Linked DNA regions of Mus musculus: region 1 is linked to region 2. A link is a loop called in an ENCODE intact Hi-C map of the cell type or tissue named here. Cell type or tissue: left cerebral cortex. All regions are shown on one strand. Links, peaks and the distances in the headings refer to the core of each region. The heading gives the core; the rest is flanking DNA.

Region 1 (8,331 bases), core at 207-8,206, 77 kb after region 2:
CTTAGCACAAGGATGCATAGCAGCTAAGCGGGGAGTATAACTCCCTGGTATAGTGCTTGCCTAGTGGTGCACAAGGCTCTAGGTCTGCTCCCCGGCCCTGTGATGGAAACATAGCAACACGTCCTTCCAGACCTGTGGCTGGATCATCCTAACAGAGCACTGCTTATTCTTTGCCCATCCTAGCACAGCCCTCCACCTCCTCTCTTGATGGATCATCCATTTTCACAGTGCCAGGTGGAAATTCCAGTTCTGCTAGAGTCCTGCTGGGTCCTCCACATTTGCAGGTGAAGTCCTTCTTCCTCACAGATGCCAAGACAACACTCACTCAGTGTGTGTGGCCACTCTGCCATCTTCCATGCAGCAAGTCTCACTAGACTCTCTGTGGTCAGCATGCTTCCCAGGCCCACAGACCAAGCTCAAGTTCATTGAGATGGACTGGAGTGGCAATCCTCTGGCCCCATTTAACTTTTCTGCTTCTCTCTGCCCCATTCTTCTACTGCAAAAGAAATCTAGATTCTAAATTAAAAAAAAAAAAAAACCATTCACTACTCTTAAAATTTACTGAATAATGTTGTGGCTCATGACTATAGTTCCAGCGATTCAGAATGCAGGAGAGAATTGTGAGTAGAGAGCTAGCCTGGACTACATAGCAAAAATCCATCTCAAAAAAAGAAAAAAATTCATACTCATACCCTTTCATGGCAAGGTCCCACATCTCAAGGTCCCACTCACAATTTGTGATTTATCACAATCCTACCTACTTTTTAAAAAAATTTTTTTAGATTTATTTATTTATTTATTTTATATGAGTACTGTAGCTGTCTCAGGCACACCAGAAGAGGGCATCAGATCCCATTATAGACGGTTGTGAGCCACCATGTGGTTGCTGGGAATTGAACTCAGGATCTCTGGAAGAGCAGTCAGTGCTCTTAACCGCTGAGCCATCTCTCCAGCCCCTACCTATTCTTTAAGGTCCAAAGCCAAGGACACGCACTTCACGACTGGATCTCCAAAGGCTGACAGAACTAATCTGAAACCCTACATGAAACTACTAGCAATGAATTTAGTGACATTTAACTTTGTTTTACAATGAAGTGCATATTTTATTATCATGGAACAACACACCAACACACAGGCATCAATATATTTTATGTGTCTGTATGAGTGCTTGTATGTCTGGGCACCACTCTAGTGTCTGGTGTCCACAAAGGCCAGGAGAGAACATGAGACCCCCTGGAACTGGCTGAATGCGCCCCTTCCTAATGTGGAAACTTCACCCACAGGATGACGTAAGAGGTGGGCCTCCTGGCTCCCGGTGGGGTCACAGCTGCTCCTGATTGAGATGAGTGGCTCTACTGCCCTGAGGAGCTGTTTAAGGTTTCATAGAAGTCAGCTATGAGGGGGCCTTCACCAGACACCCAAAGCACCTAATCGGGTTCCAGTCTCTACTGGGCAGCCAGTTCCTGTTGTTTACAGATCTGGTGTAGATACAAAGTCCTGAGTGTGACTCCTAATCTAAGGTATCCGTGATGATCGAAGGAAGGGACGAAGGCAGTATTCCAAAAGCTCTTTCACTCCAACGTTGTAGTCATAAGGGGCCTTTCTGTCACCCTGCTCTGTCCCCTTTCCCTAGCAACTTCTGCCGTGGGAGCAAAGACTAACTCAACAGGAATGCCAGAGGCCTTGCTGACCCCAACCCCACAACCCTGAAGCCATGCTTGCTGATCCAGGACAAAATTGCATCACCAAGTCCGTCCCATGCAAAGCCTTGATTTCATATGTGCACAACCCAGATTCTTCTCCAATCACCTATTTCCCCCGCTTCCTATCCCAAAAATATCCTCCTATTACTTGCAGACATGGATTTGAGCGTCGTTCCCACCTTAACGTGGCCACCCGACCTGTGGACGCTGCTTCAGCTGTGAGCACAGCATGTGGTGAGCAGGCCTTCATGGTTTTTAAGGGGCATGACTCTGCAAAGGACTCATCAAACGTTCCTCAGGCATGGCTCCAAGGCCAGTTGGTTTGCACTTCATTTTGACCATACCAATGCACACAGGCTAGATCCAGTTACCCCTCCACTAACCCCAGATTCTCTGCGGCTTTCCTGTGTTTGAACTGCGTTACCCGTGACACTACCATGTGACTGGCAGCTGGCCGTGCGTTTGCAAACACTAGCTGTGAACGCGCGCGAGTACCAAGAGGAAAGCAGGCGCCACCAGCCCAAAGCCTTCTCTGCAGTTATGGAAATCTCTGGAAACGGCGGCCTTGCTGAGCTTGCGCAGCACCCTAGCCCCCATCCCCACCCCCACCCGGCCCACCCCGTCACGGCGTGCGCGTGCGCAGGCGCGTGGTGCTCCGGCCTGCACTCGTACCTTCCAATAGAGCACTCCGAGCGTGCGCAGCTGCTCCAGGCTCACGGGGCGGTCGGGCTGTGCGCGGTGGGGCTTCCGCGGGTCGGCGGTGGACTCGTCCATATACCAGGCCTGCACCATGGTGGCGGCGGCGGCTTCCACTAACTGGCTGGAAGGGGCGTTGCTTGAAGGAGCCCCAACGGTGGTGGGCGGGGTGTAGGGCGGAGTTGTCGGGAGGGCGTGACCGCTCAGGTAGAATTCAGGACCAGGAAAGGCGTCTCACCCTCTGGAGAAGGTGGTGGCATATCCACAGCCTCCTCGGCAGTTATGTGTCTACCCTGTTTTCCTTGCAAATGCTATGATAAAATATTCTTACAAAGGCAGCTTTCAGGCAGAAAGGGTTTACTTGGCTCACAGTTCCAGGTTAAATTCCATCATTCGGGGCAGCAGAATTGTCAGAAGAGGAACTTGAAGCAGCTAGTTCATAGCCAAGAGCAGAGAGAAATGAATGCATGTGTGTTCACTAGTGCTCGGACCCTTTCTATACTTTCTTTTTAAATTAATGCAATCTAGATAGTCCCCCATAGACAGGCCACAGGCCAACCTGATCTAGACCGTTTCTCATTACTACTCACCTCCTAGGTGATTCTAGCTATGTTAACATGACTGTTAAAATAAACCCGTCATGGTGCTGAAAAGATGGCTCGAGCAGTTAAGGGCATCTGTTGCTCTTTCAGAGAACCCAGATGCAATTCCCTGCAGCCACTTGGTAGTTCACAACCACCCATAACTCCAGTTCTGGGGGATCTGCTGCGCTCTTCTGAATTCTGTGGCTATGTTCACACGTGTTGCATATCCAAGGCAAAACGCTTCTAAATAAACCTAAAATAAGTAAATGAAACTAACCTCCATGCTATCCGAAGGTGCAGCACAGATTAAAGATGGGTGTTTCTTCAAAATCTGATTAAGAAAGTCCCATGGGGGGGGGGGGGGCTGGAGAGATGGCTCAGTGGTTAAGAGCACTGACTGCTCTTCTGAAGGTCCTGAGTTCAATTCCCAGCAACCACATGATGGCTCACAACCATCCATAACGAGATCTGGCGCCCTCTTCTGGGGTGTCTGAAGACAGCTACAGTATACTTACATATAATAAGTAAATAAATCTTAAAAAAAAAAAGAAAGAAAGAAAGAAAAAAGAAAGTTCCATTGGTGGGACTTAGACCTCATAATATGATGCTAATTCGTTAACTGCAAACGGCAAGGGTGTTATAAAGAGTAAGAACAACAAATGGCTGTCATCTCAGGGTTGGGTAACAGGACCACACAAGATTTTAACAAATAGGGAGGTTTGTGGAATAGTGGCCCTTGGTGGGATAGCCATCTTTGATAGAAAAAAATTACCGTAGTTTAAAAGTATGACAACTGAGGACCAGATAGCTTTAAAGAATTTTTTGTGCTTGTCAGTGGTGGCGCACACCTTTAATCCCAGCACTTGGGAGCCAGAGGCAGGCAGATTTCTGAGTTTGAAGCCAGCCTGGTCTACAGAGTGAGTTCCAGGACAGCCAGAGCTACACAGAGAAACCCTGTCTCAAAAAACCAAAATTCAAAAACCAAAAAAAAAAAAAAAAGAAAAGAAAAAGTCCACAGCAAGTGCTAAGGCAGGGGTTTGAACTCAGGAAGCCTCACCTAAAATTCTGCTTAAAAAGCTGCTAAAATACAGAGCAAGAAGCAAAACCTTTGTTCAGCTGTAGAAATAAGAGTCTTGAGTCAGGAAGGCTGCCTGCCCCTTGCCTGCTTCTGGCTAGAGCAACACAGCGGGATCCCCGAGCACTGTGTGTTGGCTTCTGTCTTATGCAGAGATCAACTGGGATGAGAGAGGGCAGCAGGTTCATGCCAAGAGCATCATACTTTAGAAAAGTAAGTCGGTCAAGATGCCCCAAGGAATTGGGGGTGGGGGGCTCCGCATTTGCCAGCACCAGTTCAAGGAGAATCATGGAAAACAGCCCTCCTCCATCTCCCGCAGCATCCTGCCCATGAGAGTTCTCCTTTGAAGGAGACTCCTCTGAACTTGAACTGTTTCTTCCAGAATAGCCAGCAGCAGCCCAGAATCATGTTTCATGACCAGAATTTATTGCCCCAGTTAAGAACTGAGAGAGAACAGTTGAGATGTTTTGAAAGACAGCTAGTCTCCATCATTGCAAACCAGTCTGGGCTGGTCCCCCGCTAGGCTTTGAAAGAATGTGAGGGTAGTGCGTAGGTTCCTGTATAAAAGTCATTCTTGTGGTTGCTGTTGTTTTTCGTCAGGGTTTCATTATGTAGCCCTGGCCAGCTCGGAACCTTCAGACCAAGCTGGCTTCACACTCACTTGTATCTGCCTCTCTAGTGCTGGGATTAAAAGTGTGCGCCACTGTACCCAACCCCATAGCGGTGATCTAAAGATAAAGGCTAGTCTTAGGTTTGAGCATAGGGATGCATGCATGTGACTCTAGCTCTTGAGAAATTGTGGCAGGAGGATTAAGAGTTTAAGGCCAGGCTGGGCTAATAAGCAAGATTCAGTCTTAAACAGCAGCAGGAGTAACAAAAACATGCTGCCAATACTGCATTTAAAAAAAAAAATGAAGAGAAAAAACCCTACAAAACTTTTGTTTTGTCTTGCTTTTTGTTTTTCTGTGGAATAGCCCTGGCTGTCCTGGACTCGATTTCTTGATGTGCAGACCAGGCTGGCCTCGAACTCACAGACATCCACCTGCCTCTGCCTCCCAAGTGCTAGGACTAAAGGCCTGCACCACCACAAATGGTTTACAAAAACATTCTTAAAGATTTATTTCTTTTGGTTTTGTTTTCTATGTGCATGAACGTTTGCTTGCATGCGTGGATATATATGCTGCACAAGTCTTTAATGCCTGAAGAGGCCAGAAAAAGACATTAGATCTGGAACAGTGGCGAGGCACCATGTGGGGGCTGGTAGCCAAACCAGGATCCCCTACAAGAGCAGCCGGTGCCCTTAACCACTCTACAGGCCCACAAGATATTCTTAAGGTGGAAAGTCATAATATAATCCCAGCACTAGAGAGGCCGGGGCAGATTTAAATTTGAGGCCAGCCTGGGCTACATCATAAGAGAATTTCTCAGAAACAATAAAATCCTTAGCTCACAGAGCATTCCAAAGAGGTAACAGGATGTACCTGGCTCTGTTTAACTGTGGGTCCTGCTGTGTGCTATTAATAATTTATATCTGCTTACTGTGTATCTAACCCTTCTGACCATGGGGGTTAGAGCTTTTACCTTGTTTGCAAGCTAACAGGTTAGCCCTGCCCAGTGCATGGATGTAACCCAGAGAGACCTCACACAGTGATGAGCGGAAAACGTTGCCACACTGCCAGCATTTTGGCATAGGTTCCTGATCCCAGCGCCCAGTGGGCTGGATGGAGAAAGGGAACCTAGAGCTGAGGGAGCCGAGGTCTGCCCTCCATGAGGTCATGTACAGCGAGCGATGGGCTGTGCTTCCTCTACACAGAGTATTGAAACCTATCCTCTGGCATTTTCCTGCTTCAGCAAGGACAGGTTTTTTTAATGTCTTGTTCTTACCTTTGTTGACCTGGGTGAAGACCACAGTGACTGGTCACGTGGCTTGTCTCACCTTAGTAGCAGACAGCTGAGCCTCCCGTGAACCATTAACATATTGCTTCCGCTGTGCCGCTTTTGCTCCAAGCTTCACCGCACTTTGAGGGCCCTATTTCTTGTCCTTACTGTTTGGTCACTTTAGCACGCAGATGGCCGTACTCCAACAAGTCTTTTCAGTTCACACACCTGAGAAGGATTACAGTGGCTTTCACTGTGGCCTGATGTGGGATGCGGCTCTCAGATGTTAATCAGTCTGTCTCCAGCACATTTCCTCCCTCCCAGTTCCTCTCTCTTCCTGTCCTCCCTTTTCTCTCTCTCTCTCTCTCCCTCCCTCCTTGTATCTTGTATCCTCTCTTGTCTCACTCCATTCCTCAACCTCTTTTCTCTGTGTGGTGGCATATTTAATTTATTAATTATATATAATTTAATGTATTAACCCATCTCCCGTTGCTATAACACAAAACCTGAGGCTCTGTTCTTTATAAGAAAAAGATATATTTAGGTCAAAGGTTGGTGAGTTGAGGGTCAGTATTAGCCAGCCTCATCTGTTTGGCCTCTGGTAAGGAACGCCAGCTGCATTGCTTCACAGTAGACAGTGCCATAGTAGAAACATGTTTGAGGGACACAGGAAGCCAGAGATGCAGAGATGGTCTTCTGTTGCCTTCTCTCACAGGAAGTATGTGGAGTCTAGAGAGAACTAATGAATCCTTCTGAGGACAGGGGTCTAACAGCCTGTTAAAGGTCCTGCCATCTCTATTCTGAGGACTGGCATGGACTCTCCACACATGGGTTCTGGGGATGGATGCGAGCCACAGGACAGCTGCCAACAACTTTCTCTACAGCTTACTAGAAAGTCAGAGGAAGGGCTCTTTATGTAACATCTGGCATCCAGTCTTCTGGAAAATTCTAGCCATCACAGCTAAAGCAAAACACCAAACAAACAAACAAAAACCCCGCCAAAAGAACAACAACAAAAAAATCCCCATGGTATCTGTAGGACTGGGATGTTGCTCTGAGCAGCAGCCAGTTAGGGTCAAGACCAGGCAGGAGAGGCCAAAGAGAAGCACGCCAAGACAGATGTCCACACCCATGGCCATGCTGTCCACGCCTCTTGCTTCCTGTGTGTCCAGTAGAGGAGGGACTCAAGGGACACAAGAGGCAGGCAGAACTGCACTTGCCCTGGGTCCTCGGGCTCTCTTCATGGACCCTTCTACTCAGACCAGGCAGGAAAATGTGAAACCCACCCATTTTGGAGCTTAGCTTCAAGCTACTTTCCATGTTAAGGTCAGAACTGAATTAATGTTTTCAAACTGGAAGAGCCCGGAGGGCTTTGTGGGAAATGAAAAATGCTAAGGGGGGTGGGTGGGCATAATAACTAATTGAAGATGCAGCAATGGCTGGAAGCTACGTGAGACTCCGGGGTACAGGAGCTGGCGTTGGACAACAAAGAACGGAAAATAACAGCGCACCTGAAACTCAAGGGCCCATCTATAAATAAGCATGGGTAACCAGAAGACGTGGATAATGAGAATCACTGAGACTGACATGGGTCCTACACATCAAGGAAACCCAGTGAGTGCCTACCAGACAGGAAATAAGTATATTCCTGCCTCTGGCTTAAACAAGGAACAATCCCAGAATACCTTTCGAAGCTAGCTTATCAAATGTTGGAATTTTCGAAGCTGGGTGACAGAGACATAGCTATCTTCACTTGAAAGTGTCCAATAAGATTTTTAAGTTGCTATCTGTGTATTAAGAAACAAACCTTCTGGTGCTGGCGAGATGGCTCAGTGGGTAAGAGCACTGACTGCCCTTCCAAATGTCCTGAGTTCAAATCCCAGCAACCACATGGTGGCTCACAACCACCCGTAATGAGATCTGACACCCTCTTCTGGTGTGTCTGAAGTCAGCTACAGTGTACTTGTGTATAATAATAAATAAATCTTGAAAAACAAACTTATTTAAAAAAAAAAAAAAGGAAAGAAACAAACCATCTGGACCACAGACCTTTAAACTCCAGACCTTGGGAGGCAGAAGGAGGTGGATCTCTGTGGGTTTGAGGCCATTCTGCTCTACAAAGTGAGTTCCAGAACAGCCAAAGCTACATAGAGAAACCCTGTCTCAAAATAAATTTTTTTAAAGATTTATTTATTGATTATTTGTAAGTACACTGTAGCTGTCTTCAGACACTCCAGAAGAGGGAGTCAGATCTCGTTATGGATGGTTGTGAGCCACCATGTGGTTGCTGGGATTTGAACTCTGAACCTTCTTCGGAAAAGCAGTCGGGTGCTCTTACCCACTGAGCCATCTCACCAGCCCCCTCAAAATAAATTTTAAAAAAAAATTAAAAAAA
Region 2 (8,331 bases), core at 175-8,174:
GAGATGGCTCAGTGGTTAAGAGCACTGACTGCTCTTCCGAAGGTCCTGAGTTCAAATCCCAGCAACCACATGGTGGCTCACAACCATCTGTAATGAGATCTGTCACCCTCTTCTCTGGTCTGTCTGAAAACAGCTACAGTGTACTTAAGAAACCCTGTCTTGGGTTGGGGAAAGACGGTGAGAGGACAACAAGCTAGCTAAGACATTTGTCAACTGAATAATGAATAGACCCACTAGGAAAATATGCTACCAAAAGTTATCTCAAAAGAAAGAAGGCCTGAAGAGATGGCTCAGGGGTGAAGAATACCTGTTGCACTTCCAGAGAACCTAGGTTCAATTCCTAGTACCCAAATGGTAGCTCACAACCATCTGTGGCTCCAGTGCCAAAGGATCTGAGGAGTTCTTCTGGCTTCTGTGAGCACATGCACTGCACAGACAGAAAAGCAAGCGAAACACTGATACACAGAAAATAAAAATAAATAAATCTAAAAAAAAGAAAGAAAAGAAGTAAGAAGCCTGAACAGCTACCACCAGGAACTACACTGTGACCAGGGTGGCGTGAGAGTAGAAGGCCGGGTAAGCAGCACCATGCTGCTCTGACTGCTGCACAGCCCCAGTGGGAGCTCCCCAGTGTAACGATGCTGTCCTATGGAGACAATCACATGCTGACACAAACAAGAGGCTTCTGGAGACCTGTCAGGAAGGAAGCTGAATCTAGCATTGGAATTCCGTCCCAGTATTCAGGCATTACCCAAAATCTGGAGAACTGTGCCTGTGAGTAACCATAAAGATGAAAGTAAATAACGTAATAATAATAAATAAATAGCAGCTAAGAGTAACTTGATACTCACGGAGAGGCTCCAGCACCCACATCAGGTGGCTCACAACCACCTCTAACTCCAATTCCAAGGAATCCAGAGCCCTCTTCTGAGCTTCCTGGGCACCAGGCACACATGTGGAGCACATGCATGCACCCAGAGAAAACACTCACATGCACACAATGAAAATAAATCTTCTGGAAAGCACACATGTGTGGGATGCCCCAAGCACATAGGCTTCCTCAGGAAGCAGCAGGCTGACTGTAGGCCTGCTAAAATCATGGAAAATGAGAGCAGGCCCTGTAGTGTTCCCCGAGTCCTCCCAGTGCTTCTGAAGTTCCCACTGAACTGGTAGTACACAGAGCAATCTGAAGACAGTTCATTAAATGTGTGTGTGTGTGTGTGTGTGTGTGTGTGCGCGCGCTGTCTTAGTTAAGTCAGGCTTGCCTGTCCACTTTAAGGTTTACACTGACTACTGGGGCTATGCATCTCACTTAAAAATTATCACAGTCCATAGACAGGCCCCTCTGAGATAAATTGGAACATCTCCCAGTAACTTCCATTTGTACTTAGGCTTCCAAAGGAACACTAAAAATTGACTCTGAACATATTCCACACATTTCTTCTCATTTTGCAAGTAAATACACTGATACCCCAGATGAGTGAAACACCCTCAACAAGCTCAGTAGCAGTATCTAGGCATAGCCTCACTCTGTCCTGCATTGTCTGACCTTAGCCCTACCATATGATACCTCTATGCATCCATAGCCTCATTCTTTATCTGTATAGTGGGTATTCAGAATCACCTGCAGAAAGCTGAGTTTCTCCTCCCATCAGAAGTGAAGGACAACCCCACAAAGCAATCATTACAAATTTGTGTTCAAGAGCACACAATGTCCAAGGATTTTATTTTTATGGAAGGATCACAAAAGAAAGGAGTGAGGACAATGAGGCTACACTGGATTTGATCCCATCTAGATGATGTCAGATGTAATTCCCAGGACAACAAAGAATAGACAAGAATATTCTTGTAGGAATAGAGGAGTGTAGAATAGTCGTCCTGATTCCTAGCATGGGAGTTCTGGATACCCAGGAAGGCGCTGAGAATGGCAGAAGTCTCCAGTGAGCTCTTAGCAAATCATGGTCCAGGTCTGAAGAACTCCCTGGGAGATGGAAACCCTCATCCCACTATTGACTCGAATCTGTAACGAGTTTAGTAGCTATTGAAATAAAAAGTTCATAAGGAAAAAGGCAAGTATATTTCCAACCTGAGTGAGCAAAATGCTTCATAACAGACCAGCCAGCCAGCAACTCCCCTCCCCACGAAGTCCCTCTTTAATGCTCTTGTACTGAGCAGTATCCAACACACAACTCAATGGTCAATAATTGCTACTCAAGACCCCAGAAGTGCGAGTGTAATCAAGTCACCTGCGAGGCCGAGTGCTCACCCTCTGCTGTCTATGCCAGCCCTGGCCCTCACTTGGCCACACTCCCTGCGCGTACCCTCTCCCCAAATCCGGGCCTTGAAGCCCAGAATCCTTGGAACCAGACTGAGTGTGGGCGCTCTCTGGTGAGGGCCAGGCACAGGCGGCACCTCACCGACTCCGCCATGCTCACCTGGAATTCCAGCCCGTAAATCACCGGGGCGTCGTCTTCCATGATACTCTGCCTACCCAGCTACTCACGCCTCAGAGCTCGAGTCCCCCCTCACCAGGGATCGCTCAGAACCCATTCATTCCCCGCCTGAAAAATGGACTACGAGACCCAGACCGGCTCCCTGACGGCTCACTTCCTGTTTTCTTCGTCGCGTCATCAATACGCTCCTCCCCGGTGGCCAATGGCAGCTGGGCCTTTATTCTGCGCATGCTCATTTGGCCTTTCATGAGACCCAGCAGCTACAGGAGATCCTGGGTTGGAAGGCCGGGCCCGGAGCAAAAGCAGCGGGAATGGACGTCCATCAGGGCGGCGCTCTTATCCTGCGCTGCTCCCTCAAGTTCCAAAGATCTGAGCCCTAAAGAGAACAGTTAACTTGGCATTATGGTTGGCAGAGCTTTACTCCTAAACCGTGGTCCTGAGCACCAGAGCACTGCCCAACCCACTGCCAGGACCTTCGATCCAGCCTCAGAAGCAGGCTCTTAGATGTCCATTTAAAGATAAGATGCTGCAAGCTTGAGTCAAGACTGTGGTGATGGTGTAAGTGGGCAGTGACATACAGCGAGCGGTGTGCACTTCACGTAACCACCCAGTCCTGCACAGAGACACAACTAAGCCCACGATCTAAACTGTCCAGAGCTCTCAGAGACAGAAGGCTCTAGGACCTGGCATGGAAAATACTGCAAGAATGCACCATAGGAAATGAACTGTCTTGGTTCTATGAAGTTCTGGATCTCCACACGCGTTTCTTCTGTGTTTTGACTTTGCCATTATCTCTTGACTGACCTTCATGACAGCAGTTTCTGTGATGCTACCATTAGCCCCCTTAGTAGTCATCCATTGCCCACCTTTGTCTTACCTTGACTTTCTGATAAAACCTCTGGCAACTAGCTTCCACCGATCCCAAAGCTATGAAAGTCATGAGATAGCACCTGAGACCTACCCACCTACCCACTGCTTCCGAAGTGTGCTTAAGAAGTAGGTATTTTTGGTTGTTACTGTAAAACTTCATCAAATTGTTATCATGTAGGGCAGAATCTACGGTGACCTGAATCTATGTTCCCAAGCTATAGTCACTCACAGAATAAATTCTTCTTCCCTTTGAGATGAGAGCTGTGTTTTTACGTTGTCATAGAAATGTGACACAGAAAATCAAGAAAGCAAGGTTCTTGACTTGAGGACGATTCTCAACCAACCATGAGTTCAGCAAGCAAGGCTGACTCTTGACTCCTTAATTCCTCCCCGCAACTTTACGGATGTTAGCACACACTGCCACAGACACAAGGGGGGAAACGTGGAGAATCAACTAGCACAAAGATAAAATCCTAGGAAAAAACATCCTTGGTTGGTGACAGGCCCAAGGACAGACGATTTTCTTCAATCTCCAGGACCATCCTTGTCCCCTACCCAGTTTGGCCTTAGGCCCCGCCCACAGCTCTTGAGCCGGATATGCGCCCGGCTTCCAGTGGAGAGCTTAGCGGCTCCCAAACTGAGCATGTGCGGAAGTCGGGTCTCCGCGGCCAGCACACGCAGACGCACAAACGCGCGGGACCTTGGATCTTGAGTTTACTTCCGGTCTTCCGTCATCTCTTCGGACCCTTTTCGCCTGTGGGTGACCCGACCTCAGGGGCGGGTGGCAGGTGAGGAGCGGGTCGCAGTGAGGAGGGTCGCCGGTACCCTTGACCTTCCCACAGAGGGCGGCGTCCTCGCGTAATCAACCGCTCTCGGCCACGCAGAGTAGCCCCACGAGGGGCTGGCTCCTTCGGGCTTTAGCCAATTCTGTGTGCTCCCTGTGGTTTTGGACAAGGTACACACCCTCCTGACCTCGGTTTTATGTGTATAAAGTGCGGGTTCGTTAGCATGCTTAGAAGGTGCCCGTGTTACATCACCAGTGTTCGAGCTATGTTTTTGGTTTGCCCCAACTTTTGCTCCTGTCGACCTCGGTGTGTCATAGCCCCACAATAAATGAAGCACTGCAGTAAGCCAGAGTCGGGGTTAAGAGATAGAGGATGGGGTGCCATAGACATAACCTGACCACTGACGAATGAGTAGTGTTGTGTGGGAAAAGTGATTCCTTCCTGTAAGCATTCGGGAGATTGTGATGTGGAATATTTTAAGTTTGAGGTCAGTCTGGGCTAAATAGGGAGACACCCCAACCCCCTCAAAAGAAAGAAAGAATGAATAGAGTCTAAAAACTAAAACAAGGGTTGACAGGATGGCTCAGTGTCTGTCACCATTCCTGATAATCTGAGCTGCATCCACAGGACCCACACGATGGAAGAAGAGTTGTTCTTCCACATGATTGTCTTCTGACCATAAATAGACAAATGAATAAATACAGTAAGACGAGGTGTTGGTGCTGAGCCTGTATCATTTGAGAAGTAGAGGCAGGATGTTCAGGAGTTCAAAGTCGTCTTAGGCTATATAACAAATTTAAGGCCAGCTTAGGTTACCTACGACCTTGATTTATAAAAACAAACTCTCACACATATTAAAAAGCTAAATAAATGTTAAAAAAAAAAAAGTATCAGCCAGCCAGTGTGTGGTGAAATCGGAGTGTGTGTATGCTGTTGCAGGAAGGAACTGCAGGTCTGTGATTGCTCTTGGCAGTGGTGGTCCTTTTCTCTGAGCGCTCAGGAGGCACAGGCAGACTGATCTCTGAGTTCGAGGGTAGCCTGATCTACAGAGTGAGTTCCAGGACAGCCAGGGCTACTTGGAGAAACTCTCTCTTTAAAAACAAATAAGTGGTCGGGCAGTGTTGGTGCATGCCTTTAATCCCAGCAATTGGGAGTCAAAGGCAAGCAGTTTTCTGAGTTCAAGGCCAGCCTGATCTACAGAGAGAGTTCCAGGACAGGCTATACAGAGAAACCCTGTCGGGGGGCGGGGGGGAAGAGAGAGAGAGAGAGAGATCAAAGTGGTCCTTGATACATAGCAACAGTTAAGTTTACTGTGGCTTTGGGTACATAAGACCCAGTCTCAAAAGAAAAATTTGATGGCCATGATCTAGCACATTGATTTCTGGGCATTGAAATAGGAATTTGCTGTACCAAAGAATTGAAATTAGAGTCTCAAAGACGCACACACACAGACACACATCCTGTTCACAGAAGCACTGTGCACGATTGCTCGAGGCTAGAAGGAACCCAAGCATCCATTTGACAAGTAAATGGATGCGCTAACTGGCGCACGCCTGCAGTGCTGTGTTGTTACTCACCTGTCCAAGGGAAGGAAAGCCCATTGGTGCTGCGGCATGGGTGTCCTGCCGTGAGGAATGGACTGTGGTGGCTGTGCGTTCCAGTTCAGAGGACTTGGCGCTCAGGAAGCAAAGAGGGCAAATAGCACAGAGCAGGCTGGGGCAGCCGGTAGACAGCAACACCTCATGCAGTCAGGGCTTACAATAGCCAACAGAGAAGACTACCGTAGCCTGACAGAAAGAGGGGCCAAAAGGCATCATCAGGTCAGTGCTCCCAGCATGCCTCAGAGTCTGCTGGGGAAGCGGCTTCATACTGGATTCCTGAGTGGAGGGTCTGGGCAGAGCAGAGCAGTGTCCACGGATGAGCTTCACACTGGTGCCAATGGTTACCTTCTAGCTGTTCACAAGCGCTTCTTTTCACGCTCAAGATGTGTTGCTATTGTTAGCACCCAGACAAGGCCCTTGGACGGAGGACACTATGAGATAGACATGGTTGAGCCTGATGTGGGGGCAGGGACGATCCCACCTTCACGGTAAGGGCAGACAGCACTTGTTTACTGATACACTGTGTATTGCAATGGGCCAAGGATGTCATGATGAATGCCTTATGATTCTACTCACTTGAGGTCCCCAGGAAATATAAAAGATGGGAAATAGGATGGTGGTCATCTGTTTTATTAAATGGGTATAGAACTCCTGTTTTTGCAAGATGACAAAAATTCTGGAGGTTAATTGGACAATAATGAGAATGTATTAAACATTACTGAACTGTATACTTTAAAAAATGGTAGCTAAGCTGGGCAGTGGTGATGCATGCTTTTAATCCTAGCACTTGGGAGGCAGAGGCAGGCAGATTTCTGAGTTCGAGGCCAGCCTGGCCTACAGAGTGAGTTCCAGGACAGCCAGAGCTACACAGAGAAACCCTGTCTCAAAAAACCAAAAAAAAAGAAAAAAAGAAAAAGGGCTAGCAAGTTTTATGTGTATTTTATCCTAATTAAAATTAAGTAAACTAGAAAAAGAAAAACTTTTAATTTGTGCCCCTTGGATGTGGAACTATTAAACATGTGTTCCACTGAGCGATAAGATAAAAGTAGTACAGCCTATGTCTCAGAACCGCAGAGGTTGTGAGTTCAAGTCCACGCACGTTATGTGAAATCCTCTCTCAGAAAAGAAAACAAGTTTATTTACCCATACTTGAAATAAAACAGTGGAGTGATTCACGACTGCCTCTATTTTTAGACAACATGGAAACAGCTAAAGATGGTGAGCAGAGCCCAAGTGAGGCATCTCCTTCAGCCCAGGCAGGTCCTGAAAACATCCCGGAGCCTATGTCTCGGGAGGAGGAGAGCCAGCCATTGTACCATGAAGAGACCATTGATCTTGGTGGAGATGAGTTTGCATCTGAAGAGAACGAGCCCACATCGGAAGGGTCTCACAACTTCGGAGATAAGCTTAATGAGCACATGATGGAAAGTGTGCTCATCTCCGACTCTCCTAACAACAGCGAGGGGGACGTTGGCGACCTCGGCTGTCTACAGGATGTTGGGGAGCCCCCCAGAGGTGCCACTGATCACCGACTGCCCAGTAGCACAGACAAAGAAGTGGTGGACACTCTGAGTAATGGCAGTGAAACCGATGGAGACGACACTCCCAGAGACATCTCAGACATGACACCTGATAGCAGAGCCTCTCTGAAGGAAGACTCAACACAGGAAGATGTGACGAGCATGCCTGCACTGGAGAATGCTGCCACGGAGGAAGTCGGGCCTAAGGACAGCCTCGCGCCCCGAGAAGAGCAGACCTCAGAAGTGTCCTCCAATCAGTCCTCCTCCAAAGACGAGCCCTTGCCCGTCTGCACCATCTTCAGCCAGGCTACCGCCACTCCCTCCCAGCCACACCTGTTTCTACAGGATGGCTTCGAGTCCCAGATGGTGAAATCACCCAGTTTCAGTAGCACCAGTGAGACGTCAGCCAAGACCCCTCCTCCGATGGTCCAGCCCAGTCCCAGCCTCAGTACATTTTTTGGAGATACAATGAGCTCTAATTCCTTGGCCTCTGACTTCTTTGATTCCTTCACAACTTCTACTTTCATTTCAGTCAGTAATCCCAATGCAGGTTCCCCAGTTCCAGAAAAGCTGTCTTCACTCACTGCCCCTGTAGGAGAGAAGTCCCCGGATTCCACCAGCCCATCTTACTCCACAAGGATGGATAGATCGGAATCAGGTGTTTCTCGGGCCCCTCTGGATGTCCCTGAATCTCCAAAGCCATTTTCACAGATCCAGGCTGTGTTTGCTGGAAGTGATGACCCCTTCGCCACAGCCCTGAGCATGAGTGAGATGGACCGGAGGAATGACGCATGGCTTCCCAGTCAGGCGACCAGAGAAGTCCTGATGTCAGTAGCAACCCAGCAGTATGGCACTGTGTTCATAGACAAGGAGAACCTCACTATGCCTGGCCTCAAGTTTGACAACATTCAGGTAGGATGAGGACTGTTTTTATGTCCATATCTCACTGCGTGTAATCTCCTTCTAGATCTGTGTACAACAGAGAGGCTTGTAGTAACTCTGGCTTTCCTAGTTACTGGGCTTGACAGCACCTATACCTGAAGCCGCCTAAGCAGCACGTACTGAGTGTGCTTCTTAGGCTTGTGGGTCTTGCCTACTTCTT

What was found. Hi-C counts contacts between places; a loop is a spot of excess contacts. Peaks named below come from ENCODE experiments on the same cell type or tissue, not always from the same donor. Only the 100,000 strongest peaks of a DNase experiment are listed, where the experiment ranks them.
Region 1: a loop joins it to region 2, with 4 times the contacts of the local background. A loop is called at or near these places in 2 of 42 quality-filtered maps.

What each region holds. Positions count from the first base shown.
Region 1 is chr12:28,669,417-28,677,747 of GRCm38, reverse strand. Adi1 (acireductone dioxygenase 1) reads right to left here and starts at 2,541. Exons shown (of 4, transcript NM_134052.2): 1 at 2,376-2,541. The coding sequence starts at 2,495. In left cerebral cortex, for the core only: CTCF peaks have their summits at 848 (motif pointing right), 3,255 and 3,461 (motif pointing left); a DNase peak (open chromatin) is centred at 2,363; H3K4me3 peaks cover 1,691 bases; H3K27ac peaks cover 1,914 bases.
Region 2 is chr12:28,746,109-28,754,439 of GRCm38, reverse strand. It overlaps Trappc12 (trafficking protein particle complex 12), which reads left to right and starts at 4,040. Exons shown (of 12, transcript NM_178811.5): 1 at 4,040-4,278; 2 at 6,904-8,141. The coding sequence starts at 6,909. Eipr1 (EARP complex and GARP complex interacting protein 1) reads right to left here and starts at 2,621. Exons shown (of 9, transcript NM_201357.3): 1 at 2,436-2,621. The coding sequence starts at 2,477. In left cerebral cortex, for the core only: no CTCF peak of the experiment used is centred there; DNase peaks (open chromatin) are centred at 2,662 and 3,953; H3K4me3 peaks cover 3,290 bases; H3K27ac peaks cover 2,254 bases.